Linked DNA regions of Mus musculus: region 1 is linked to region 2. Evidence: chromatin contacts called from ENCODE Hi-C or POLR2A ChIA-PET data. All regions are on one chromosome and are shown on one strand. The core of a region is the stretch at or near the end of the contact, and the rest is flanking DNA. Distances in the headings are between cores, read along the strand shown.

Region 1 (5,665 bases), core at 2,038-4,537, 890 kb after region 2:
GGCCATCAAGTCTAAGGACCCACACTTGATTCCTAGCACTCACATGATGGAAGGAGAGCTGACACTTGAGAGCTGTCTGCTACCCTCTGCACCAGCAAGTGTGCTGTGGCGTGAAAATTCATGCACGCCAGGCGGTGGTAGGGCACACCTTTAATCCCAGTACTTGGGAGGCAGAGGCAGGCGGATTTCTGAGTTCGAGGCCAGCCTGGTCTACAGAGTGAGTTCCAGGACAGCCAGGGCTACACAGAGAAACCCTGTCTTGAAAAAAAACAAAAAACAAAAAAGAAAATGCATGCCCAAACACACAAATGTTTAAAAAAAAAAAAAAAAAGTCCTTAGCTTCCTTGTTTATACAGCTGTTAAGACAGCATTTTTGCACTAACAAGTACTTGAGGATTCCCAGCTCATAGCAGTTTAAAATAAGCTCACAGCTACCTGTAGGCTATGAGTCATTACTATTGGCATAGATGGGTTTGGTCTGGTTTTACTTAGAAAAGAAGAAAAGAGGGAAGCCTTATGGGCCTCTTGCCACACATGGACTTCTACAGACTGGAGGTATAATGACAATGGTACTAAGAAACAGATGCTTCACAGAATTCACAGCCATCATGAAGGAGTATCATCCATAGGAGAAACCCTTAGTCCCAGAGAGGCACCTCATATTTCAGTAGCTCCTCAACTGGCTTGGGAAGCAATGCAGTGAACATCATCTACAGAGATGTCTTTCTGCAAGGACATGAGCAGGGAGGGCAAAAGTGGACATCTGTGAGTCAGAATGATTCACCAGAAAATGGGTAAGAGGGGAACTAGAGCGAGGGTCTTGGTCATGGACCTAAATCCATAGAGCTTCATCTAGTGAGGACCAGGACAAGCTGCACTTCAGGTTTGGTGTGGGTGAGCTAAGAATGTTACCAATAGGACAGGGCCAACTAACTGCTTAAGGACTATACTCCTGGCGGGTGCTTATGAGAGCACATATTAATAGTCTCTTTTATTAACGTTTTGTACGTGTGTGTGTGTGTGTGTGTGTGTGTGTGTGTGTGTGTGCACGCGCGCGTGCCTGTGCATATGCGTACAGGAACCCAAGATGGCCAAAGGTATCACAGCCCTTTGGAACTGGAGTTGTGAGCCACCCAACATGTGAGCTGTGAGTGGAGAGCTGGGAACCAAACTCAGATCCTCTGGAAAGGCAGCAAGCACTGTGAACCCCTGAGCCCAGCCATCTCTCTAGCTCTAGGTGCCTTTCTGCATGTGGGGCCATAAGAAGAATTTTGTTTTTATTTCAGAAATAAAATATAGCATTATTGCTTTGCTTTTCAAGAGTGTTTCTTTGTAGCCCTGGCTGTCCTGGATCTCACAGGAATCTGCTTGCTTCTGCCTCCCCTGTGCACCACTGCCTGGTACTGTGGTATTTTTAAAAAAAGAATTGGGAGGCTGGGCAGTGGTGGTGCACTAAGAAGGCAGAAGCAGGAGGATCTCTGAGTTCAAGGCCAGCCTGGGCTACACAGAGAAACTGTGTCAAGAAAAAGAGGGGGGGGGAGGCAGACAGAAGGGGGTGAGAGAAGGAGGGAAGCAGCCTTGGCTTTGAAAAGCACACACCGTATCAGAGCCACACACTCTGTCTTGTCATTTATTTTTATTTTATTTTATTTTTTTAATTTTATTTTTTGGTTTTTCGAGACAGGATTTCTCTGTATAGCCCTGGCTGTCCTGGAACTCACTTTGTAGACCAGGCTGGCCTCGAACTCAGAAATCCGCCTGCCTCTGCCTCCCGAGTGCTGGGATTAAAGGCGTGTGCCACCATGCCCGGCTTGGTCATTTATTTTTTTAATATTAAAGTGATCCAATTTTTTTTTTTTTTTTGGGCAAGCTTTTAACAAGAACTGAATCTTTTGTTTGTTTGTTTTGTATTTGTTTTTTGAGACAGTCTTACTGTGAAGCTCTGGCTTACTATCCCTCTGCCTCATCCTCAAAAGTAGTTGGAGTTACAGATGTAGGCCACATGGACGAGGCGTTTCTGCGTCATAGCTAATTCATATACTCCTCACCACAGACTGCAGATTTAAGTAACCATGTCTCAAGATTGGGGCTTTTTTTTTTTTTCAGATGAAGAAATCCAAATTTAGTTGTGGCAAAGTAACTTGCTTTAAGTATAGGGTAAAGAGTCAGGATTAGCATAGTCCCCAGACAATCTGTATCCTGATCAGGCTTAAGCTCTTTTGTTCTACTCTCTCTCCTGTGTACGGAGGTAAACAGTTAAATAACTCCTCCTCTCTTTTCTTCTTTGCAGAGCCTCTCTCTCTCTCTCTCTCTCTCTCTCTCTCTCTCTCTCTCTCTCTCTCCATGTGTGTGTGTGTGAGACTTTTTAAAAACAAAAAACAACTAACCCCACATCCCACATATTTCTTAATATTTTTCTCTAACACAAGGTATTTCCCTTAAATACCACCTGCCTCTGCTTTCCAAGTGCTGGGATTAAAGTTTCTTTCCCTTTTCAAGAATAACAGACACTGCTGTGAGTCTTATTTTGCTGAGTCTTCTATCTGGATTCATGCTGGAAACATGTAGACTTTTTTTGTTGTTTTGTTTTTCAAGACAGGGGTTCTCTTTAAAGCCCTGGCTGCCCTGGAACTCACTCTGTAGACCAGCCTGGCCTTGAACTCAGAAATCCACCTGCCTCTGCTTTCCAAGTGCTGGGATTAAAGGCATGCGCCACCACCACTGCAGGCACATGTAGACTTTTTAAGAGATAATACCTTGTGTTGGACTGGACCCCACAGTTCTTTATAATTATTACAAAGTGTCACCTAAGATATGGAATGGATGGAGCAAAACCGAAACCGTTGAGATCATAACACGGACTGGAAACCAAGCAGAAAGCCTTGTTTTTAAAAGGCAAATGGCTACGTGCGGGTTTCACAATCAGGAGAGTTGGACGAGGAGACAGACGCCTGGGCGACCGCGCCCCGCTTCTGGATAGGAGCTGCATTCCCTATTGTGGGCTCAAGAGTCGGATCCTTGAGAACCCTTCCGAGTCCCCCGAGAGCCAGGCCATCAGATCGTCCCCAGAGCAGTCTTTGTAAAAGGCGTGGGGCGGGCAGCGCGCAGGGGTCACCGAAGGCGACCCTGTTTCCCCTCCATGCGAGCGTTCCCCAGAACCCTCCCGCCCGCATCACCACCACGGGTGGCGCCGGGGTCCCCAGACCCACCTTCAGCCTGGTGACAAGGCGACCAAGGACAGCCGCAGGGAGCTAGGCCACTGGCGCCGGCGGAAGCCGTGACCTAAGGAGCTGCCACTCGCCGCGCCAGCCCTGATGAGAGGGGGTGGCGTCGGCAAACCGGCGCTTCTCTCTCCCTTCTCACGCGCGAATCCCGTACATCTTAAGCTGTGAATGATCGCGACACGTTTTGAATAAGACGTGGATCCAGGCTGACAAGGTTTGCGAGCTTTTGCGCTGTCCTCTTCCCTGACCCGGTTCGTCACCACCCCTACAGATGGTGTCGCCCGGGTCGTCCCCGCCTCAGCCGCTCTGCTCAGGCCCAAGATGGCGGCCACCACACAGGGGCTCCTGCCGGCTGCTCTCCGCCGCTGAGCGCGCGCTAGCTCTGCTCGCTCTCCGACCTGCGTTCCACTAGGGGTTGGGAAGGGCGGCGGACGGTGCCGGGGGGAGATTGGCCTGGCAGGTGAGGACGGGAGACGGAAAGGAGCCTTCGGGTTGGGAGGAGGCCCTCAAGGGGATGGGTTCCCGCGTCGGCCCGGTGTCGCCCGGACGCGCTCCCGCGGTTTCGGTTGTGACAGTCTCCGTGGTTCCTGGAACAAGCGTTCCGCAAGGGGGAAGAGAAGTGACTTTTCCCCGGGCTGAAACCTCGGGGTGTTGGGGCGCGCCTATGCTTCCTCCTTGCCCTCCCTCCTGTCTAGTTCCTCTGAGCTTTCATCAGCTGGAGCTAAAAGTTAATCCGCGTCCAGCCTGGGCTCTTTCCCCTTGTACCGCCGTACTCCCCAAGCCTCCCCATCTCTGCCTTTCCCATCTTGGGCTCAGAGAACACGAGGCCAGCAGGTGCCTTCGTAGCTCCTTAATTCCAAAGACCCTTGAGAGGCTCATGCCACGCCTTGATAGAATTAACTTCTCTCGGCGCTACCACAATCACCACGTTTCCCAAGATCCCATTCCTAGTTTCCTTGCTTACGTACTTTTCAGGAAACCAGAAGTCAGGCCATATCCAGCCCCAGTACTCTGGCCCCTGTGACAAGGAGAACTTAAGCATCATCTATGCCTACTTTTCTACCCTTTAATTTTACGATTCCTTTGCCCCTTTCAAAGCCTTTCTTTACCTGAACGATTAAAGAGAGACTTCTCCCACTGTGAGCCCCAGGACTAGTCCAGATCCGTCTTTGCGTATTTCTCATTAGTTGACCTCAGCGTGAACGATCATTCTTGAGAAAGCAAGTATCTGGTATATATTCGAGATGAAGCAGAGGTAGTCGAAGTCACTGCCCTGGGGGAATTCCCGATATGGTGGGTTCAGTGCGTTCAGCACATTTATTTCTATTGCTTCGAGCACTGTGCTTGGTTTGGGAGATGCAAAGATGATCGCTTTTGGACACAATCATCATCCCTTGGCAAACACTCCTCCTGCCTCCTTTGTGCTAAGTAATGAAGCTTTACCTGGGGACAATGAAAAGCTTGCACCTGAGCCAGATCAAGAGGAATTTGCTAAGCCTGGGAGAACAAAGTTATTCCTGGGTGCAGAAGAGGGATTAAAAACTTGAGAAGGCTGAGCACTGTTGGGGAGATTTTTAACAAATCAAAAACTGGAAGAGTGGTTGGTGCAGACTGAAGGTGCAGATTAGGTCGGCTTGTGAGTGGTCTTGGAGCTTGTCTTGCATTTAGTCAGCAGGAAGCTGGTGCACACTTGGCAGGGAGTGGGCAGGAGGTATTTATGTCTTAGGATGATCTGGCATATAAGGCTATGCAGGACCAACCTGAGATAAGAAAACTAGATGCAGTGTCAGCCATTCAGGTAAGGCAACAAGAACCTTCGCTGAGGCAGGAGAAGAACCACCTGAAGAAATGAAGCAAATGCCACCTACATAGGGTTCCACCTGTGACTGCCAGTTTACTGGTAGTGGGTGAATGGTTTTTAGTCTGCGAAACTTGATGGTTGGTAATACCATTGAAATCGGTCTGAGACATGGACATAAAAAGAGGGTGGTGCCAACTTTGCTCTTACGCAGTGGCAAAACCACAACGTTCCCCAGCCCAAAGCATTATTTGGGAGTCTAGACCTCTGCTATTACAGTGGCCACATGCAGTATTGAGCGCTTGAAATGAGGTTGGCTTGAATGGGAATGAACTGGAAAGTACACGCCGAACACAGTGCAAAAACCCTGGAAACTGACTCATTAAATGACGACCTGCTGAAGTGATGATTTGACACCGTTAAAACACCAGGCCTTACCTCTTTTTGCTGTAAATGTGGCTGGGAAATTTTTAAATTACATCTGTGGCTCACATTAGTCTAGACTAATAATGGAAGAAGGATGAGAAAGGAGGAAACTTTGAGCCAGACCTTGAGAGAATAGTAAACTGGTTTCAGGCAGCTCCTGCTTCCTCCTCACCTCGCTCCCTGTAAAAACATTCAGTTACTTGTTTTTACTTGTTTT
Region 2 (5,346 bases), core at 715-3,214:
ACCCTTAAGAAAGGAATATTTTAAAACGTGAAACCGTTATTTCAAACAACCTTATCTTTGAACACTGAAGACTGTTTCAATAGACTTGAGGTGAAAGCAGAAGGACTTGTTCAAGTGTTAAAAGATACCTCTCCCCACCAGCCAACTCAACCAACTAAGGACCATACGCTTAAACAATCAGAAAAGCTTGCAATAAAATGTTCCAAAGGTTCACGAGTTCCCACAGAAGACCTACAAAGTCTTTCTTTCTTAGCCAGGTGTGGCAGCACTTTAATCCCAGCACTGGAGAGGCAGAGGAAGGCAAGCTTTGAGTTCAAGGCTAGCCTGGTCTATAGAGCAAGCTCCAGGATAGTTGGGCTACATACTGAAACCCTGTCTCAAAATACAAAACAATAACAACAATAATAATCATCTCCCTTTCTTGTGAAAAAGACAACCAACCCCGGTCAAGACATGTGTGTCCTCGAAAGCCAAAGCAGCATTTTCTCTGTCTGGTGGAACTGCCAGATTTATAGACCTTATTGCAGACCCTAAAATCTGAAAGATATGGTGGAAAAGGTTTAAAACAACAACAATCCCACCAGAACAGAACTTTCTCAAAGTGTGCAACAGCTATGAACTTTACGAGCGCCAAGCAAGGTTTTATGCCTGCTTTACAGATTGGTGAACTAAGGGGTGTGTGTGTGTGGGGGGGGGGGGAGCAGATCGTTTCCGTTAAATGCCTTTCTCAAGGTCACGACGGTGCAAAAACCACCGGGGAAAGAGGATCTCAGGTCTCCGACCTTTCTGCACTGGAAAGGCAGCACGGCGCAACGTGCTCCGCTCTGCTCGAAATCCCAACGCCACAAGGTTTTCGGGTTAAGGATGGACACCCCGAATGCTCTCCACCGAGCTCCACCGGACTTGGGTACCCCGTGGCGTTCCCGTCCGCACTCCCGCCGTCCCAGTCCGAGCGCCACTGCTCTGAGAGGGGCCAGTGAGGGTCACTTACCGTCGCTCTCCGCCCTGACGAGCAGGGACATGCCCTTCAGCCTCTCCACGTAGCCGGAGGACACATGGCCAGTACCCCGGTCGTCCCACTGCCGGTCCTCGTTGAGCGTGTAGACCTTCACCCGCCGTCGGGTGTCGGTCATCGTGCCGGCCGGGGGCCCCGCCCGAGTGGCCCAGGGACAGTGTCCAGAAAAGGCGGGCGGCCGCAAACGGGGAACTCCGGGACCTCAGTGCCACCGCTGGCCGCCGCGGAGCTGCGCCGCCGCTCGCATGGCCCGCTCCCGGGTCCGAGCCCCGGGCCGCCGCCTTCTCTCGTCTCCTTCTCCCCGGCGCTATTGTCCAGGCCGAGCGAGCGCGGCCGCCCAGCAGCCCCGACAGGGAACGCGCAGCACTACGCAGCCTACCGGCCCGCCGTTCCAACGAGGTGCGGCTCGGTTCACAGACCCGCTCCGGCCTCCACCATGACCTCCGCAGAGCCGCTTTCCCGCGCCGCCGCCTCCTCAGGCCGCCGCCGCCATGTTTTCCTCCCTTGTACCTGGCCCAGCCGCTGCAGCAGGAAGCCCCGCTCCGCTCCTCCCGCTTAAAGCATCCGAAGCCGGTGAGGTAGCACTTCCCGGGAGACTCCGAACGCCTCTGGCCACCCGAGAACCCCTGGCTCTTCTTAGAAGCCGCCTTCCCTACTCCGCCGCCTCTTCCGTCTTCCTCACAGAGCCAAAGCCGCCGCCATCTTGGCTCGCCCCTCAAAAGCGGCGCGCGGGGCCACCTAGGCAGTAGCGGCAGGGGCGGCCCGCAAGCCCCACCACTTAAAGCGACAAGACGGGAGCCGGCAGCTTCGCTCCGGCCGAGGCCTTGCACCGAGGCGGGCGCGGAGCTGCGGGGGTGGCGGGAGCGGAGGAGGCGGGACGCGAGTCGCGCCGGTGACGGACCGGGACTCCCTCGCGCTGCCCTGCGCGTACTGTCGTGCAAGCGCGGGCTGCGTGTGCGTCCGTCGCACTTTGAATTCGTCATCACCTCGGCTCCGGGCGGGGAAGGGGTGTGGAGTCTGTTGGCGGCTTCTGGAGCCAGACTGGACTCTGATCCCGGAGCTCGTCCTTTCCCGTGCGAGCCTTCTCCGGACGCTTTAGGGAGGACCTTTGCAGTCGGCCCTGGGGGCGCGGGCTGCTGGCGTCCTCCTCGTCCTCCCCCCGCCCTCCTCCTCCTCCTCCTCTTCTTCCCTTGGCCTGAAATAGAGAAGTTTCTGAGAGAGGACCGTTTGGACCGCGAGGTTGGCGGGATGCAGTGAGGCACGCAATGGCCGGGCAAGTCTAAAACCCTCGACGCGGTGTTCACGCGTGGCACTGCTCCCCGGGATCATTCTGAGCACTCACCTCACAATAATCAGCGGTTATCTCCCTTTCTCTGTCGGTTATCAAAGCTGATCGTCTGTAGCCCTAGGCTGGTTTGTTTGTTTTTTTAAACAAAATAACAAAACACATCTTGAAGGGCTTGCAAAGATAAATGCCGTACTGTATGAATAAGATGAAATTCTTTGTTTTTTTGTTTTTTTTGAAACACAGCCTCACAATGTTGCTCTGACTGGCTGAAGCAACGTATGCGAGAAGCTGGGATCTTTCTTAACCCACACCAGAGACAAGTGCTCGCAAAGACATACCTGAAATCATTCACCAACAAAACTCGGAAGCATGTAAAAACAAAGCAGTTGCTGTTTCTAAATACCAGAATGCAATCCTTTCAAGCATCTAGATGGAGCCCATGAGCTCCAAGCAGAGCAGGTTAGCAGTATGGCCCTCTATGCTGATTATTTTATAGCAATGCTTCTAACCTTCCTAAAATGCTCTGACTCTTTTATAACACAGTTTCTCTTGTTGTGGTGACCCCTCCCTCACTATAAAATCATTTTGTTGCTACTTCGTAACTGTAATATGCAGGATATCTGCTGTGTCCCGTGTTTGACCGCCAAGGGATCGAGACCCACATGTTGAGAACCACCTTTTTAAAGGCCCTTGGAGACTGACTAGCAGAGCTTACACAGTGAATAGTTTCTTATCTGCCTTGACTCTTTACCCATCAAAGAAGAAACTGTTGCTTTCATCCCTCTGAAACTGTTTTGCTGGAGTACAGAACCCAATAGAACACACCTAGCCAGTCTCAGTATTTTGTCTCCTGGCTTATTCTGATGATGGAAATCATTTACAAACTATTTTGTGTCTTCCAGAGCTTTCCTAAATTGCTATGATCCGGGTCTTCCTCTCCTCTATAAAGTGTCCTTTAGAGACTTTGAATCAGGGTACACCAGGATTTGTACTTCTCAGAATTTCAGAATTGCCAGCTTGTGTTTGGGAACAAGTACTGTGAGGAAATAATTTATTTGGCGTATACTTCTAGGTCACAGTCCATTGCTGAGGGAAATCAGGGCAGGAACTCAAAGCAGGAGCCTGAAGCAGAAACCATGGAGGAATGTTGCCTGTTGGCTTGCTCCCCTCATACTTAGTTTTTTTTTATAAAGTCCAGGACAACCTTACTCAGGGAATATTGCCACCTGCCATGGGCTGGGTGCTCCTACGTCAACTAACAAGCCCCCCCCCCCCCAGACATCCCCAATATCCCCACAGGGCAGTGACCTTAGCAGCTCCTCAACCAAATGTTTTCTCTCAGATGACACCAGGCTGTGTCAATTTGACAAAGCAAAGCAGGGCACATGGGATCTGTTTAGTTAGAGGAATGTGAAGCAATCTTGCCTTCTCTCCCAGTGCACACAACCAACCCTAGATTATTTGCAGACCAGAAGTTCACCTGTGGGGCGAAAAGCAAAGTTCCAGAAGCAGACTGCAGCTTGGTGGCTCGCCACATTTTGTTCTTTTTATTCACAACTTTCTTGCCATCAAGAGATAACTTTTGCCGGACGGTGGTGGCGCACGCCTTTAGTCCCAGCACTCAGGAGGCAGAGGCAGGCAGATTTCTGAGTTCGAGGCCAGCCTGGTCTAGAGAGTGAGTTCCAGGACACAGAGAAGCCCTGTCTCGGAGAGAGAGAGAGAGAGAGAGAGAGAGAGAGAGGAGAGAGGAGAGAGAGAGAGAGAGAGGAGAGAGAGAGAGGAGAGAGAGAGAGAGAGGAGAGAGAGAGAAAAGGGAGAGAAGAGAGAGAGAGAGAGAGAGAACTTTTATCAGAGCAATTTAAAGAGCCTATCTGCTAATGTATTGGATATACACAAGAACATGGGAACATATTGTTCAGTTTATTGAATAAAATGAGCAACTGTTAATTGACATATACCATAGATCATTAACTTTATTTTCTGAATATAGTATCTTTTTTCTGTCTTCATTTTTTAAATATGATGCTGGGGTTCCAATGCAGGCCTTGTATGTACCTGACAAGCACTGTACTGCTGAGCTTCATCTGCACTGTTAAATCCTGTTTCCTTTCCTCCTTCCTTTCTGCTCCCCTGCCCTTCCCTGACAGGTCTCATTATATACCCCAGGCTAGTGACCTAACTTTGAACTGATTCAGGCAACAGGAAACGCTAAACAATTCACTCTTCAGATCTAAAAACCTTAATATCTAATCCCAGCACTTCAGAGATGGAGGCAGGCAGATCTGAAGTGCAAGGTCATCTCTGGTTACATAGTAAGTTGGTCCCTGGGGGGGGCGGGGGAAGCAAATAAAGACGTTTGTATCTGCTCAAGTTCTGAGAAGGCCTTAATCAGAAAAAAATGCTCATATATCTGCCTTGCTCCTGTTAGGAGGCCTGGATCCTTTCAAGGTCACATCAAATCTCTACTTCCTTTTCTGTCTTGTACTTTATTAAGACCCCAATCCAGTTGCATTCATATTAACATCTCTGGTGTCCAAATGACAAGAGAACCTTTTGTTTTGAAGAATTACTTTGTGGTGGATTTTTTAAAAAATTATTATTGACAGAGAAAATAGCCTGTCTTGTTTGAGTATACAAGTGTCTGTGCACTCACTCCATTCTCTTCGCTGCTTTGAGACAGGATCCCATATATCCTAGGATGGGTCCAAATGCACTGTGTAGTCAAGAGTGACCTTGACTTCTCCTGGTCCTCCAGTCTCTACTTCCAAAGTACTAGTATTATAGGTGTGTGTACCACCACACCTGGCTTCTTTTCCACCTTTGATAATCCAAAGTGGCAAAGATGGTAGACATAAATGTATTGATTTAAAACAAAGAACAACAACAAAAACAAAATGTGGTCTTGCTATGTAGACCAAGCCATCCTCAAATCTCTATTTCCCTACCTCTGCCTCCTGAATGCAGTAGTGCACCATCACTGCACGATAGACCTTAAAAAAAAAAGCTATCTTTAATAGCCTACAGGTTGTGTCTTGGTTTTTGT

What was found. A loop is a pair of places that touch in the nucleus more often than their neighbours do. ChIA-PET counts read pairs that join two places held with the same protein, here RNA polymerase II (POLR2A).
Region 1: a loop to region 2 is called in a map of T-helper 1 cell, with 3 times the contacts of the local background. The contact joins the promoter of Ndufb1 here to the promoter of Ppp4r3a in region 2. A Hi-C loop is called at or near these places in 1 of 37 maps with a recorded cell type or tissue (T-helper 1 cell). POLR2A ChIA-PET finds 5 or more read pairs at or near these places in 1 of 5 experiments (embryonic stem cell).

What each region holds. Positions count from the first base shown.
Region 1 is chr12:101,972,451-101,978,115 of GRCm38, forward strand. Ndufb1 (NADH:ubiquinone oxidoreductase subunit B1) reads right to left here and starts at 3,288. Exons shown (of 3, transcript NM_001378525.1): 1 at 3,210-3,288. Cpsf2 (cleavage and polyadenylation specific factor 2) reads left to right here and starts at 3,524. Exons shown (of 15, transcript NM_016856.3): 1 at 3,524-3,684.
Region 2 is chr12:101,081,738-101,087,083 of GRCm38, forward strand. It overlaps Ppp4r3a (protein phosphatase 4 regulatory subunit 3A), which reads right to left and starts at 1,965. Exons shown (of 15, transcript NM_211355.2): 1 at 992-1,965. The coding sequence starts at 1,133. D130020L05Rik (RIKEN cDNA D130020L05 gene) reads left to right here and starts at 714. Exons shown (of 2, transcript NR_038050.1): 1 at 714-2,762.